Linked DNA regions of Homo sapiens: regions 2 and 3 are each linked to region 1. Evidence: chromatin contacts called from ENCODE Hi-C or POLR2A ChIA-PET data. All regions are on one chromosome and are shown on one strand. The core of a region is the stretch at or near the end of the contact, and the rest is flanking DNA. Distances in the headings are between cores, read along the strand shown. Region 1 holds the start of USP27X (ubiquitin specific peptidase 27 X-linked). Region 2 holds the start of GRIPAP1 (GRIP1 associated protein 1). Region 3 holds the start of PLP2 (proteolipid protein 2).

What was found. A loop is a pair of places that touch in the nucleus more often than their neighbours do. ChIA-PET counts read pairs that join two places held with the same protein, here RNA polymerase II (POLR2A). Pooled maps may share reads with other maps.
Region 2: a loop to region 1 is called in a pooled map, with 11 times the contacts of the local background. The contact joins the promoter of GRIPAP1 here to the promoter of USP27X in region 1. A Hi-C loop is called at or near these places in 7 of 50 pooled maps.
Region 3: a pooled map shows a loop between it and region 1 (5-fold over the local background). The contact joins the promoter of PLP2 here to the promoter of USP27X in region 1. A Hi-C loop is called at or near these places in 2 of 168 maps with a recorded cell type or tissue (CD8-positive, alpha-beta T cell and naive thymus-derived CD4-positive, alpha-beta T cell) and 8 of 50 pooled maps. POLR2A ChIA-PET finds 5 or more read pairs at or near these places in 1 of 52 experiments (WTC11).

Annotation. Positions count from the first base shown.
Region 1 is chrX:49,876,771-49,881,858 of GRCh38, reverse strand. USP27X (ubiquitin specific peptidase 27 X-linked) reads right to left here and starts at 2,375. Exons shown (of 1, transcript NM_001145073.3): 1 at 1-2,375. The coding sequence starts at 1,551. The coding sequence ends at 235. It overlaps USP27X-DT (USP27X divergent transcript), which reads left to right and starts at 2,503. Exons shown (of 2, transcript NR_026742.1): 1 at 2,503-2,768; 2 at 3,112-5,088. RefSeq lists silencers at 2,024-2,103, 2,144-2,553.
Region 2 is chrX:48,999,698-49,004,785 of GRCh38, reverse strand. GRIPAP1 (GRIP1 associated protein 1) reads left to right here and starts at 2,522. Exons shown (of 26, transcript NM_020137.5): 1 at 2,522-2,598. The coding sequence starts at 2,557. RefSeq lists a cis regulatory region at 631-1,131 and an enhancer at 2,404-2,513.
Region 3 is chrX:49,169,615-49,174,702 of GRCh38, reverse strand. PLP2 (proteolipid protein 2) reads right to left here and starts at 2,805. Exons shown (of 5, transcript NM_002668.3): 1 at 2,607-2,805; 2 at 1,422-1,574; 3 at 1,220-1,315; 4 at 278-368; 5 at 1-31. The coding sequence starts at 2,702. The coding sequence ends at 9. RefSeq lists silencers at 2,109-2,308, 2,829-2,928.

The sequences.
Region 1 (5,088 bases), core at 1,126-3,625:
CCTCACCCAGAGTGTTTCTACCATTTAATTTCCCTTTCATCAACTGCTTAGACTAGAGCCTCTTCTCCCTCCCCTTCTATTTCTCTTCCAATCAGGACCTTTTGGACACTGGGTACTGTTCAATTCTTACTCTGTCAGGCCCATGGGCCATGGTCAAGTAGGTCCTTTAGATCTCGATGCCAGTTGTAGTATTGGTGTCGTCATCTTCCATTGCAGGTAGGTCTGTGTGTCACTTCAGTAGGCTTGTGTGTTCATTTCTTTCACTTTTTCTGACTCATGTTCTAGCACCTGTTTGTGATAGAACAGTAAATACCCTTCACTGTCCAGTACGTCCTTAATACTGGCCTTAGTGATGACGGCATCATCACACTTGAACCACTGGTCCTTGTGGTGCCGGATGAAGCTGGTATAGTGGCCACTCTCCAAGGTTCCTTGGTGATTAACCACAGCAAACAAGGAATACTTATTTTCGTTGTTTCCACTATTGGTTGGCAGCTGCAATTGTCCATTCATTCTGCTCTCTTTACTTGAGGCCATAAACGGCGTCATATCCAGCTCCAGAGGAAAGGAAATGTATGTAGTGATCTTGCGCCTCTGTTTCGCTGAATGTTCAAACCGTTTGAAATGAAAACAGGCAACGACAGGTAATTTATTCATTGTGAGCTGTTTGGTAGATTCCTGGTAGCTTTGGCAACTACCACATTTGATTTTGGCACTGCTTCCTAAGTGCTCTGGCCTCGTAAACCTCCGCAAGCAGTCCGTGAGGGTGGTGATTCCTGGTATGTGGCTTTCCCCGTTCACACTGCTCTCCCTCCCTGGGCTCATGGGCCAGAAGGAGGTGCAAGAGCCAGGCAAGTCCAAACTAATGTCCCAGCATGGGTCTATCGTGGTGGAGACGCCATGGCAGGCTTGACAGGTGACATCAGACTGCAGGCCACCTGTGAAGATTTGGTCTATGATGCAGTTACAGTGGTTGGGATTGTTGGCCGCCTTCCCGACATCATCACCTTTGCAGTGCCTGTGCAGGACATCTAACGCTGCAATGAGGAACTCGTGGGCATCCTGTTGCCTGTACCCTGCTAAATGGCGGGCATGTATCCACACCAGGTGCAGTAACTTATAGGGCACATGAGGAGACGGGTTTCCAGAATACAACTCCCGAAACAGCGACGACATCTCACAGACCAGACACAACTCGGGACTCGGCATCTCACATCGGTGCCTGTCAGAGAGAAAGAAATCTCTCAGTATCGGCGTGTGGGTGAGGGCCTGGACAATGCAGTTCATAAAGCACGTGTTGCCAAGATTGATGAGTCCTCTTAAACCGATCGTAAAGCTGGAGGTGATTCTTCTTCTCCTCGGGTTGTGCCCCAGCAGTTCTAATTCTGGTTTGGTTGTTTCCCAGGTTGGGAATTTCTCACCAAGGCCTGGCACTGAACACTGCTGGTGAGAAACCTCTGTTGAGGTGGAGGCTTGTAATTTCAAAGCTTCTCCTTGCTCTTCTTTGGCAATTTGCTCAATGTCTTTGTCATATACATAGTCCTTACACATAAAGCAGTATATACCTCCGTAATACAGGTCTACTGCTAAGTTGTGTTGTTTCGTCTCTGCGTGCTCGTGAATGTGTTTCTCCGTGAAGCAGCCAAAGAAGACACAGGAAAGGCAAGAGTGGAGTCTGTTCAGATGGGTGCCACACACATGGCAGATGCAGGACTTTGCCTTGCTTTTCCTGGTCTCTGGGGTTCCACACCACACGAAGCACTGGTAGATAACCCGCAGTTCCTGCCTCCAGTTCTCTCCCACCTTAAAGCTGTTCACGTGAGAACAGCCTGGTGGCCCCACGGCAAAATCCACATCCAGGCATCCGCCCCCAGGGCCGCGCCGGGGCCGGGGCCGGGGCGGGGGCCGGGGCCTAGGCTGCGGCGGGGTACGGAGCCGGGTCTGGGGCCGGGGCCGGGGTCGGCGGCGCGGCGCACGACTGCGACGCGGAGAGGGATCGGGGGGCCGCGGTGGATCGGAGGGAAGGGTGGGGGGAGGAACCTCGTCGCTGTTGCCGCCACCGCCGCTCCGCGCTGGGTTCTCATCCTCCAGCTCCTGCTTCGGCTCCTGCTCCGCCTCCCGGACCGGCTCGGGTTCGGGCTCCAGCTTGAGCTCAGCCCGGCGGCCCGGACCCTCCGCCGTCTCCACCTTCCCAGCGGCGTCCACCTTCCCCGCCGTCTCCACCTTCTCGGTGGCGTCCACCTTCCCCGCCGCCTCCGCCTTCCCCGCCGCCTCCGCCTTCCCCTCCACCTTCGCCTCCGCCTCCACCTTCCTCTCCGCCTTCTCCGCCGTCTCCGCCTCCTCTACCTCCTCCGCCTCCACTGGCGGCGGCTCCTCCCCCTGCTCGCAGGGCTCGGGCGGCCACTGGGCGTGGCGGCGCGGGGGCCACGCAGACCTGGGGTGTCCCCCGCCCGGCCTGAGGGAGCGCGGTGGCTGTGGCAGCTGGACCCAAAAGGGACTTTCACTGAAGGAGGCGGCGGCGGAAGCAGGCGACGCCCCCGGGAATCCTCCCGCCGAAGCCCCCTAGTGGAGGCTGCTTCTGCAGCCAGGCCCCGTTTCCTTTAATTCAGTATTTTCCAAACTTGCTTGTTCACGAGAATCACGTGGGGAGCGTGTTAAAATTACAGATTCCTTGGCTCCACCCGCAGGCCTACTGAATCAGAATCTCGAAGGGAGGTACTCCGGAACCTGTATCTCTAACTAGGGCCCCAGAGGCTGCTTATGATCAGGCAAGTTTGGGAAACACAGCTCTAATTCATTGAGGCTGGCGGGAAGGGGGGCGGGGACCGCGCAGTCTCTTTAAGGCGCTTCCAGCTCTCGGCTCCAATCGCTGCTCTGACCCCCTTCATCGTCTCCTCCCCTCTCCTCGTCCTTCCCCTCGTCTATGCAGGCTTCCCTCGGCCACTGCGGGGCTGGGGGCCGAGCGGGTGCCAAGTCCAGAAATGTTTCTGAGGCTGTGAAATGTCCCCTCTGAGGGGGGTCCTAGGGAGCGCAGGCAGAAGCCGTGACAGGCCATCATTTCGGCGGCCGAGCCTGCCTCTAGCCTCGTCCCTGTCTCCCTTCCCACGCCAGGTCCTGCGCTTCCCGAAAAGGATGAAGCTCCAGCTGCAGTTCTGGGGAGGCCTGGACCCCAGCTCCGGGGGGGCCGGGCTACCAAGGCCGCTGGGCCTGGAGAGGCGCGTCCCTGGCCCATCTTATCAGCGCTCTGCAGGGTCTGGGCCTGCTGCTCGCGTCCTCCTGGGCTCCCAAGGCCACGGGTGGGTTAATGGCTTGACAGCCGGCCTCCTGGCCCAGCAGACGCTGAGCAGCCCGATGGCACAATCCACCTCTTCTCTCCAAGGCCAGCTGGAGGGACGAGGCACGACAAGGCCATCCCTACAGCTGGCACTTCCCCTACAGCTGAGAGGGGGCCTAAACTACAGGACACACTCCCAAGACCCTTAAGCCCTGGCAGCATCCCGGGGGAGGGGGGCAGCAGGTGGAAGTGGAAAGAAGCCTGTGGAGCTGCCAGCAGGGAGAGGGAGTCGGACATGAGGCTGAGAGGCCTCTGGGAACCCCTGTGCCAAGGGGCTGCTGGCACTGGGCAGCAGCACCCCAGAGCCCACGAGGAGTGTGCCCAGAGCAAGTGGCTCAGACCTGGGTCATGGCTCGAGGGTGTCGGGCTGTAGCTGCTGGTCCCAGAGAGTGCAGCCCAGGGCAGGCATCAGGACAGGAGTAGGAGGAGAAAGAGTGTTCTAGGAAGAGTCTAGTCCCCTAATCCTGGTGGTGGCTGGCTGTAGCCTAGTGCACGCTGTCTGGCTTGTGTGGCTGTGCTGCCTGAGTATACATACCCTAGCAACATTCTCCTTGCTCAGCACTGGACATCAGCTCTCCACCTGGCCCCTTCCTCTAGGGAGGGGATGGGGAGGCCTCCTAGGGTTAGCAGCAGGAGTTGGGCCTCAGGAATCAGGAGCCCTTGAAAGGAGGATGCGTGGTTCCCATAAAACTGAGGGTTGCCCTGGGCCCTACCCTTCCTGAGTCAGCTCTTGCTTCAATTCCTTGAAGCACCCCAGCATCCTTTCAATAAATGCCTGCCCTTTGTGGCCTGCAACCAGAGGAACTGCAACTAGCACACTCACTGAAGGAATCCTGCTGCTGCTGCTGCTGCTAAAAACAACCGAGGTCATGGATGAGGGGGTGGAGGATACTCTCATCCCACCTCCAGACTGACAACAAAAAGACCTAAAGATCTCTGTGTACCTGGGACTGTCTACCATTGAAGATTAGCCATGGTAACTTGTTGACTTAGTGATCAACTTCCTGCAGAAGCCCATAGGTCCACCTGGACTCTGCCCAGGCCAGCGTGTTCTGAAAATGGAGGGCTCTGTCACCATTCACTCAACAAATGTTTATTCTGCACTGACCGAGGGCCAGATGTACCAAGAGCTGTGGACACAGCACTCCAACTTACTCCAGGGCTACTGAAATCAGGGATGGCTTCCCCAAAAGGCACACTAAGGAAAGTCTATGTCACTAGCAGAGAAGAGGCACCAAAGACAAAAAATCAAAAAAGAAAAAATACCAGAAACAGTTTGACATTTGATTTTTTTTAAGTAGTCCTCGTGGGAAAAATCAGAACTTTGTTGTACTTCCTTACATTCATTTCCTGATTACATGATGCTTTTGTTTTGAATCACGTGTGGAGGGTGTCACCAAAATCTTTAGATGCTTTGTCCTTATGTGGATCTGGACCCAGATCCTAGCAAATGTTACCATCTCTGCCTCACAAAGATCTGACAGAATGCAGGCAGTTGGGGCTATCCTTAGGAGAGACAGCTCTCCTTCGCAGTAGATGCACCTGGGTGATAAATCCAACTCTGACCACAAGGTGGCAAAAGAGTAAATGACAATTCCTCATATATGTTTTGTATGTTTATATAAAACTATTGGTTTATATAAAATGCTCTCTAAAAATATTAAGAAAAACGTGTGCTCCTTCACACATTTTTGGGTTGATGTCTGATATTTTGCATCACAAATGTCAATTGGCTACAAATAATGTAATTTGTG
Region 2 (5,088 bases), core at 1,273-3,772, 880 kb after region 1:
TGGCTCATGCCTGTAATCCCAGCACTTTGGGAGGCCGAGGCAGGTGGATCGCCTGAGGTCAGGAGTTCAAGACCAGCCTGACCAATGTGGTAAAACCCTGTCTCTACTAAAAATACAAAAATTAGTCGGGCATGGTGGCAGGCGCCTGTAATCCCACCTACTTGGGAGGCTGAGGCAGGAGAATTGCTTGAACCTGGGAGGCGGAGGTTGCAGTGAGCTGAGATCGCGCCAATGCACTCCAGCCTGGGCAACAAGAGTGAAACTCCGTCTCAAAAAAACAAATAAATAAAAATTAAAAATAAAATAAACATAGGACAAGGTGGTGAATCTCACTCATAATAAGAGAAACACAAATTAAAACTACACTAAGAGAATGGATAAACAAATTGTGGTATAGTCATACTATGGATTTTGTTTTGTTTTGTTTTGTTTTTGAGACAGAGTTTTCCCCTCTATCGCTAAGGCTGGAGTGCAGTGGCACGATCTCGGCTCACTGCACCCTCCACCTCTTGGGTTCAAGCGATTCTCATGCCTCAGCCTCCTGAGTAGCTGTGATTACAGGCGTGTACCATCACTCCTAGCTTATTTTTGTATTTTTAGTACAGATGTGGTTTCACCATGCTGGCTGGGCTGGTCTTGCACTCCTGACCTCAGGTGATACACCTGCCTCGGCCTCCCAAAGTGCTGGGATTACAGGCGTGAGCCACTGAGCCCGCCCGGCCCATACTATGGAATTTTACTAGTCAATAAAAAGAAAAAAAGATACTTATACACGAAACAACTTGGATGAATCTCAAAAGGATTATGATGAGTGAAAGAAGCCAGACAGAAAAGGATACATCCTGTCTCATTCTATTTGCATGAAACTCTGCAAGAGAAATGTAATCCAGTAACAGGAAGCCAATCATTGGTTACCTGGGATAGGGGGTGGGGTTTGGGATAGGATACAAAGAAATCAATGTTCCCTATCTTGCTTGTGATGGTGGTTACAAGGTTGTATACATTAGACAAAGCTCACTAAATTGTACCCTTAAAATGGGTGCATTTATGTATATAGACAGATCAATAGCGTTATCTTTCAATAAAGTCAATTAAATCAAGAAAGAAATCAAAGAGTCCTGGCTGGCAATACTTTTCTTTTTCTTTCTTTTCTTGGAGACAGAGTCTCGCTCTATCCCCCAGGCTGGAGTGTAGTGGTGCGATCTCGGCTCACCGCAACCTCTGCCTGGCGGGTTCAAGCGATTCTCGTGCCTCAGCCTTCCGAGTAGCTGGGATTACAGGCGCCCACCACCACACCCGGCCAATTTTTGTGTTTTTAGTAGAGATGGGGTTTCACCATGTTGGCCAGGTTAGTCTCGAACTCCTGACCGCAAGTGAACAGCCCTCCTTGGCCTCCCAAAGTGCTGGGATTACAGGCGTGAGCCACCGCGCCCGGCCCTGCTGGAAATATTTTTCCACAGCAGGGAAATCATTAAATTCTACGAAAATAAGAAGGCTGGGCGCGGTGGCTCACGCCTTAATCCCAGCACTCTGGGAGGCCGAGGCGGGCGGACTACCTGAGGTCGGGAGTTCGAGACCGGCCTGACCAATATGGAGAAACCCCGTCTCTACTAAAAAAAAAAAAAAAAATTACCCGGACGAGGTGGCGGGCGCCTGTAATCCCAGCTACTCGGGAGGCTGAGGCAGGAGAATCGCTTGAACTCGCCAAGCGGAGGTTGCTGTGATCGGATATCGTGCCACTGCACTCCAGCCTGGGCAACAAAAGTGAAACTCCGTCTCAAAAAAGAAAAACAACAACAACAACAACAACAAAAACAGAAAGAAAAAAGAAAATAAGAAAAAAACTACACTGAGATACCATTTCTTACTCTCAGATCGGTGAGGGTTATAGTGAATTCTAATACTTGAATGAGCCTGGTGTTTCACCACCCTGGTTTGTTTTTTGTTTTTGTTTTGTTTTAATGTAGCTTTTTCGTTTGATTCACTGTCACTCTTTCCACTCTGCTATTTTTATTGGTGGCTAAGTCCTTTACCTAACGTGACATGCAGTATCATGATAACAAAATAAGTGTCAAACCTTAAAAAAAAAAAAAAAAAAAAAGGCCAAAGGCTTTACAAGAGGTGGGATTCCCCTTTGGGGTCTCCCGGAGGAGGGGCGGGAACAAGACCAGAGCGAAGCTTCCGCTTTCATTTCTATGGTTATTAAGTTACCCATTCTCATTAAAGGAATACCGCGGAAGGGTGATTTTCTGTCGGCAAAGACTTCCCTAGCGACGAGTCCACCCATGAAACGGGGATGTAATAATGTCGTATCACAATGGGTGGCCTAGAAGAGTCCAAAAGCCAATCAGATGACTTACATTCGGGTAGAACGTTGTATTACAGTTCACCTGACTCGTCGGTTTCGTTCTCTTCTCTGCGTCTCCAAAATGCTGCCCTTCGGAATTAGGTTCTACCCCCTCCATTCCTGGCCAGTGGTTTGGTCCGACCTTAATACTGCCAGGAGGCGCGAGCTGCGTCTGCGCAGAAAGCTGGCGGGGGGGTGGGGGGAGGAACATGGCGCAAGCTCTGTCTGAGGAGGAGTTTCAGCGGATGCAGGTGCCGCTCGCGGTGGGAAAGACCACCCGGCTAGGCGACCGGGGGCGGGGTAGCGAGAGGTCGTGCTATCAGCTCTGAGAAGGGGTTGGTTGGGATGGACCCTGAGTTTATGGGGTGGGTCTGGAGAAGGGAAACTGAGGCTCGGAGTGGTGAGACTATTGGATTCCGAGATACTCTGCGGCTTTGAAGGTTGGACTCTGTTAGCATTGTGGGCTGGGAGAGCGCCATTAAGTAGGCGGTACCTTACTCAGACCTGGAGGGGACGAGACTTTTGGGCCCGTGCAGGGGACACCGTCGGCGGGTGATGATAATGGGCTTTGAGGGAAGGAGATCCTGAGAAGGCGAAACCATTTTGTCTGGAGAGGAAGGAAGCGGGTGTTGGGTCGTTTGCGTCATGGTGGTGGGAGCCCTTGAGAGGGCAGAACCATTAGCGGGTGGGAGGTGGTAAGTTTTGGGGGAGATACCACTGTGCCCGGGGATTGGGGAAAGACCCCAGATGTTGTCATTGTTCCTGGGAGGTGGAGATCCTGTGCCATTGGTGGTTGGTAGTGCATCCTAAGAGGGGGCGGCACCATTGGATGATTAAGGGTGATCCCATTAGGCCTGGGGTGAAGAAGGCCATGAATGGGTAATACCATTAATCCCATTAACTGGGGGGAGGACCAGAGGGGTAAAAGATTGATACCTTGGACTACAAGGAGGGAAGATCACTGGGCTTTGGGGAGGTACCCCCACTTGATTCTTTTGGGGGGACTCTGAGATGCAATGAAAGGCCATAGCATTGCACTATGAATGGGCCCTTGTTGAGAGGGTTCCTCACTGGGGGGGGGGTCTGAACAGGGTCCTGCATGGGGAGGGGAGGAACTCTGAGGGAGGACAGGTAATCCAATTGGTCCTTGAATGAGGGAAACCAGCTGTCCCTGTGTGAGGGACACTGAGAATGGAAGGGCGAGTTGATTAACCCATGAATGGGGAAGACCACTGTCATCTGAAAGGGATTCTAAGTGAGTAAGAGTCATCCAACTGGCCTACCCAAGGCCTTGTAGAGGCCTACCCTGAAGGGTGTAGGGCCATTCCCAATGGATCATGACTGGGGAGATCTTGAGGGGAGTGGGAATACCCTTGAATGAGGAACATTGATCCCACTGGGCCATGAATGAGGGAGAACTACTGGGCTTTGTTGGGGGGCAAGTCTCGGGGGGTACAAAGGATATTCCACTTGGACCAGTACTTGGAGAGACAGATCACTGGGTCCTGGAGAGGACAGGAGTAGGAAAGATTCTGTGAAGGCCAAGCCCTCTGACCTTGAGCAGACTACCAGAGAACAGTGAGTGGAGGCTGGTGGCGTGGGAGGGAGGGAAAAGTCCTGGTAGGGGAAGGAACAGTAAGTTCCTTAATGGGAAGGAACCGGCCTTGCTGGGTAGAACCAGCCTCAGGGTCCTATAGGGCTGGTAGGGAGGAGGATGCTTAATTCTTTTTCTTTTTCTTTTTTTTTGAGACAGAGTCTTTCTCTGTCACCCAGGCTATAGTGTGCAGTGGCACGATCTCAGCTCACTGCAACCTCCACCTCCCGGGTTCAAGTGATTCTCCTATCTCAGCTTCCCTAGTAGCTGGGATTACAGGTGCGTACCACCACGCCCAGCTAATTTTTGTATTTTTAGTAGAGATGAGGTTTCACCATGTTGGCCAGGCTGGTCTTGAACTCCTGACCTCAAGTGATCTGCCCACTTTGGCCTCCGAAAGTGTTTGGATTACAGGTGTCAGCCACTGCGCCTGGCACTTTCCCTTAATTCTTTTTTTTTTTTTTTTTTTTTTTTTTTTTTGAGACAGAGTCTCACTCTGTCACCCAGGCTGGAGTGCAGTGGCACAATCTCGGCTCACTGCAACCTCCACCTCCCAGGTTCAAGCGATTCTCCTGCCTCAGCCTCCCGAGTAGCTGGGACTACAGGTGTGCGCCACCACACCCGGCTAATTTTTTATATTTTTAGTGGAGACGGGGTTTCACCATATTGGGCAGGCTGATTTTGAATTCCTTACCTCGTGACCCACCCGCCTTGGCCTCCCAAAGTGCTGGGATGACAGGTGTGAGCCACCGCACCTGGTCCTCCCTTAATTATTGAAGGGGGCCTGGATGTATTTTGAGAGCCTTGGAGGTGGGGGGACCCTGGAAAGCCCCCTGACTCAATGAAAGTTGGGCAGAATACTTGACCCTTTTCCCTTAGGAAAGAGGGAGGAAGACAGGCCCTTAACCCCCTGCCATCAGAGGCCCCCAGGTCTGGTCAGAAATATGGACAACACCCCTGACAGTGTGTGTTCAGTGTGTGGAGAGGTCAGCCAGGATGAGGAGGAGGAACTTTATCCTGTGGGCATGGAGAGCCAGGGAACTCACACAAGCAAGACCCTGACTGGGGGCAGTGCTCTGGGATGGCCTGAGTGCAGCGTGGATTGTAGTGTGAGATGGAGGGGTGAGGCTGGCTGGGGTTATAAGTG
Region 3 (5,088 bases), core at 1,556-4,055, 710 kb after region 1:
AAGTTCGCCTACACCGGGCCATCTGCGGGGTCTGCAGGTGAGGAAAAGAGAGAAAGCATTGGCTGAATCTATATGCCCATTTTTTAAAACAAGATCCAAAGTCCATGAACATTTTACACACAAGAATACCGAAGCTTATGGTACCTATTGGTACAAAAGCCCTAAGTACCAATACGAGACCAGAGTTGGCATTCGTGCCTTTAAGAGATCCCTTTCCTTTTTCCCTCTGCCCTCTCAGCAACCCCCTTACCCCCAACCAACACACACACACACTTACCAGTGGGGGCTGCTGTATGTCTTGGCTGCCGAACGGGGAAGGTGACATAGGCATCATAGCCAAAGAGGCACGTAGCGATTAGGCCCAGTACCTGGGGGACAGGATAGGAGTGAGGGGGTTTAGATTAGCTGGTCAGGTTACTCAGTCTCTTATCTTCTTGTATCCACCACCTCCAGCACCTGCCCCACGCAGGATGGGACTCAAGCACCGGGTTGGTAAGCCAGGGAAAGGCCAAGAGAGTGCATCCTACCCCACTCTCCCTCCTCCTATACCTCTCAACACAGGGAGGCCACACTGTGGCCCTACCCGTAGGGGGCACAATTCAAGTCATACTTTTTTTTTTTTTGAGACACAGTATCACTCTGTCACCCATCTGTCACTGGGGCTGGAGTGAGTGGCATGATCTTGGCTCACTGCAACCTTTGTCTTCTGGGTTCAAGTGATTCTCCTGCCTCAGCCTCCTGAGTAGCTGGGACTATAGGCGCCCACCACCATGCCCGGCTGATTTTTGTATTTTTAGTGGAGATGGGGTTTCGCCATGTTGGCCAGGCTGGTCTTGAACTCCTGACCTCAAGTGATCTGCCTGCCTCGGCCTCAGCCTCCCAAAGTGCTGGGAATACAGGCATGAGCCACTGCGCCCGGCCCCAATTTCTACTACATTTGGGACAAAGTTCTTGCAGATGGTAGTCTAGTGCATTGACAAAGGGGCCGCCTGTTTGTACCTCTCACCAAGGTCCTTGTGTCTGACAAGGGACTTCCCTTCACAGCAAATGAAGACCTTGGGAGGCAAAACCAAGTCCTGGGCCAGACTTTCCTCCATGTCTGAGGACAAGTGTGACTTGCTGTGGGTCACACGATTTCTGCCAGAAGCAAAGGCAGAAATGGTCCCTGGCTCCTCAAACCCTTCGCTCTGTGCTTCAGAGCTGCTCCCATGGCCTTTACCCCTGCGACGATTTTGGAGTGGTTTCCTCTCTCAACAAGGACAACAATGGAGGTGATCAGGTAGAGGATTGCCGCTATGAGGGTTCGGAAGAAATCCTGTGAGGTGTAGGGAGGAGAAGAGGGAAGTCAGCAACCACAGTTCCCCGACAATCCTAACTGCCCAGACCCCTCCCTGGTCTTGCCATTGTGGACCCCTTCTCACACTCCAGGGCCAGTTGATGAATGGTATCTTGGTGTGCAGGTCACACATGTAGACAACAAAGAAAATAGCAGCAAGGATCATCTCAATCACCGACAGGGAGGAGTAGCCTGGTGTGGAGGCACTGAAGCAGATCAGGATCACCAGGCATAATATCTGGAAGGGTGACATGGGAAAGGGGACCTCAATCAGCAACCAGGGCTGAGAAGATTGGTTTAAATTGGGGGTCCCATACTAAGATGCCTACGAGGGCTGGGGAAATGACATACAATAATAGCTAAACACTTTTTATGTGCTCACTGTGTTCCAAATTCAATCATCACGACAATCTAATGCTCTGGGTACTATTATTACTCTTTCTAATTTATAGACGAGAAAACTGAGGCACAGAGAGGTTTAATGGCTTGGCCAGGGTCACCCAACAAGTAAGGAGTAGAGTTGGGTGCCTCAGTTTCCTCTTTTCCCTTCTAGGTTACGGGCAGCCTGAGGGGAGTGGCGCTGCCAGGTGTTTTGTGAGCCCCGCTGACGCCAGCTTTGTGGCCTTGACCGGGGCGGAACACGCGGTTCCCCCAGCAACCCCTTTGGGAAGCGGTGAGAGTGACACCAGAGAGGCAGGACTCCGTTAAAGGCGCCGCACCCCTTTTACAAGTGACTCAAAGGCGGCGCCCACTTTGAGAAGGGTGGAAACCCCGAAAAGCTAAGGACATCCCGCCCGGCCTCTGAAGGGCGAGGAAGAACTGGCGAAGGGCGGGGCGCTCTACACCGCGGGACTAGCGCGGGGCGGGGGGGCCCCACCCCAACAGGCCCTGCCCCTGGGCGCGCTGCCAGCCCGCCCTCCTGTGCCCAGGCCGCGCCACGCCCTGCCACAGGAGGCCCCCACTTCCCAGCACCCTGGGACCCCTTCGATGCGTCCACTGATGAGTTCACGCAGGCTGTCCCCACGTAGCCCTCCGTATGCGTTATAGGCTCCTTGCTTCACCCCGGGGACCACCAGATCTCAACAACCTTCGTCAAACCCCACCGACTCGCCCTGCGCCCCGGGTTTCGGGCCTCCACCGTGAACCCACCCACCTGCACCCCACTGCCGAGCGCCCCGGCCAAGTGCCTGCCTCACCCGGACCATCCAGTTCCGCATGGTCCAGCCACCCCATCCCGCTTTTGCCCACGCGCCTGCCCCAGAACGCTCACAATCTCAGCAAACAGGAGGATTCCCTTTCGAGTGCGCGAGAAGTTGGTGCAGGCGGCCCAGCAGCCAGGAGCCGAGAGGCGCTCAGAATCCGCCATGGCATGGGCTGGAGTCCCTGGTGCCTCGGAGGATCTGCTCACTTGCTCGTGGTTTCGAGGACGCTGTACACCCAGCTGTCTTGCCCGCCGTCTGGCCGGGAAGGGGGCCCCGGGGCGAAGGAGGGAGTGAATCACCGCGCAGAGCTGACGCGGGCGGGGCCGGAGCCGGGCCAGGTGGCTGCCGCCCCGGAAGCCCCCTCGCCCCGCCCCCCAAGGATACTCCCAGCCTGGCGCACAGCCCCCGGGGCGCCCCATCGCAGGGGTGCTTGGCAGCTCCAGGTACCAGGAGCAGTAATAGCGGGACCCTTCGCCTTTTTGGAATGCAAATGCACCCGAGACAGCTTCAGCTTAGAACCGCGGGAATCTGGCTTTGGGATGGAGTGACTCAGTTTCCTTAACTGAATAAAACGGCCGAGGCAGAGTTAAATCCGAAAGACTTGGGGCCCAGTATGTTGCCAGAATTCGGAATATTTTTGATTTCAGAAAGTTTTCCCATGCATATACTCTCAGCGGGGTTTGGAGCTGCCGCGTTACAAAAAAAAAAAAAAAGGGCCAGGCGCGGTGGCTCACGCCTGTAATCCCAACACTGGGAGGCCGAGGCGGGTGGATCACCTGAGGTCGGGAGTTCGAGACCAGCCTGACCAACATGGAGAAACACCGTCTCTACTAAAAATACAAAAATTAGCTGGGCACGGTGACGCATGCCTGTAATCCCAGCTACTCGGAAGGCTGAGGCAGGAGAATCGCTTGAACCCGGGAGGCAGAGGTTGCGGTGAGCCAAGATCATGCCATTGCACTCCAGTCTGGGCAACAAGAGCGAAACTACGTCTCAAAAACAACAACAACAACAAAAACGGTATTTCTTCAAGAAAAGGTATGAACGTTCACAATAACTGGGTAAGGATTGAAAAGTGTTCCTCGGCTGGGCGCAGTGGCTCATGCCAGTAATCCCAACACTCTGGGAGCCTCAGGTGGGAGGATCGCTTGAGCCCAAGAGTTGGAGATCAACCTCGGCAACACAGTGAGACCTCATCTCTACAAATAATTTTAAAAATTAGCCCAGGCGGCCGGACGCGGTGGCTCAAGCCTATAATCCCAGCAGTTTGGGAGGCCGAGGTGGGCAGATCACGAGGTCAGGAGTTCGAGACCAGCCTGTCCAACATGGTGAAACCCCGTCTCTACTAAAAATACACAAAAAATGAACCGGGTGTGGTGGCGCTCGCCTATAATCCCAGCTAGTCAGGAGGCTGAGGCAGGAGAATCGCTTGAACCTGGGAGGTGGAGGTTGTAGTGAGCCAAGATTGCGCCACTGCACTCCAGCCTGGGCGACAGAGCAAGACTCCGTCTCAAAAAAAAAAAAAAAAAAGAAAAAAGAAAAAAATTAGCCCAGGCATGGTGGCACGTGCCTGTAATCCCAACTACTCGGGAGGCTGAGGTGGGAGGATTGCTTGAGCCTGGGAGTTCAAGGCTGCAGTGAACCATGATCAGACCACTGCACTCCTGCCTGGGCAACAGAGCAAGACCCTGTCTCCAAAAAAGGAAAAACAAAAAGAAAGGAAGAAAGAAAATTGTTCCTCGTTAGATCAGGTCAGGTTTTGTAACCAAATAGTGCCTATCTTGTGGGAAAACCATCAGTTTCCAGAGCTTTTTGTTTTTGGATAATGGATTGTGGACAGTGGAATAAACCTCTGAGCAGTGATGAGAATAAGACCCTGCCAGTGTAAAGGCTGTGTGAGAATAGGGGTTGGTGAGCATTGAGTTGCTCAGAAATAGGGCAAGCATTGTTTCAAGTGTTAGAGCCCAAGGCCAGGAGCAGTGGCTCATGCCTGTAATCCTAGCACTTTGGGAGGCCGAGGTAGGAGAATCACTTCAGCTCAAGAGTTCGAGACCAGCCTGGGCAACGTAGTGAGAGCTTGTCTCTATTTTAAAAAAACATATTTTGTAGTAGTGTTAGAGCCCAGAGAGCCCAAGGTCTGATTCTGTGTTCTGCAATCCCAAGGAAGTCCTGGCCCTAAATGTTGGGCCTCAGTTTCCTGGTTCTGAAGAGAGGGGCCAGTCAGCACAATCGTACATGAGGAATAGGAAAGTTTATTTCTGGGGGATTGGCAAGATGAATGGATGGCTCCTGGGGTGCAAGGCTGGGTGACATTTGTAGACACTTTGTTTGTATTTATTTATTTTTTAGTAGAGACAAGGTCTCGTTATGTTGCTCAGGCTGGTCTTGAACTCCTGACCTCAAGCAATTCTCCCGCCTTGGCCTCCCAAAGTGCTGAGATTACAGGCGTGAGCCACTGCGCCTGGCTAAGTGTGTTATTTTGAGCAAGTAATTTCCCCCAGCTCAGCCTTAATTTCTGCATCTAAGACATGCATCTCGTCTCCTGGAATC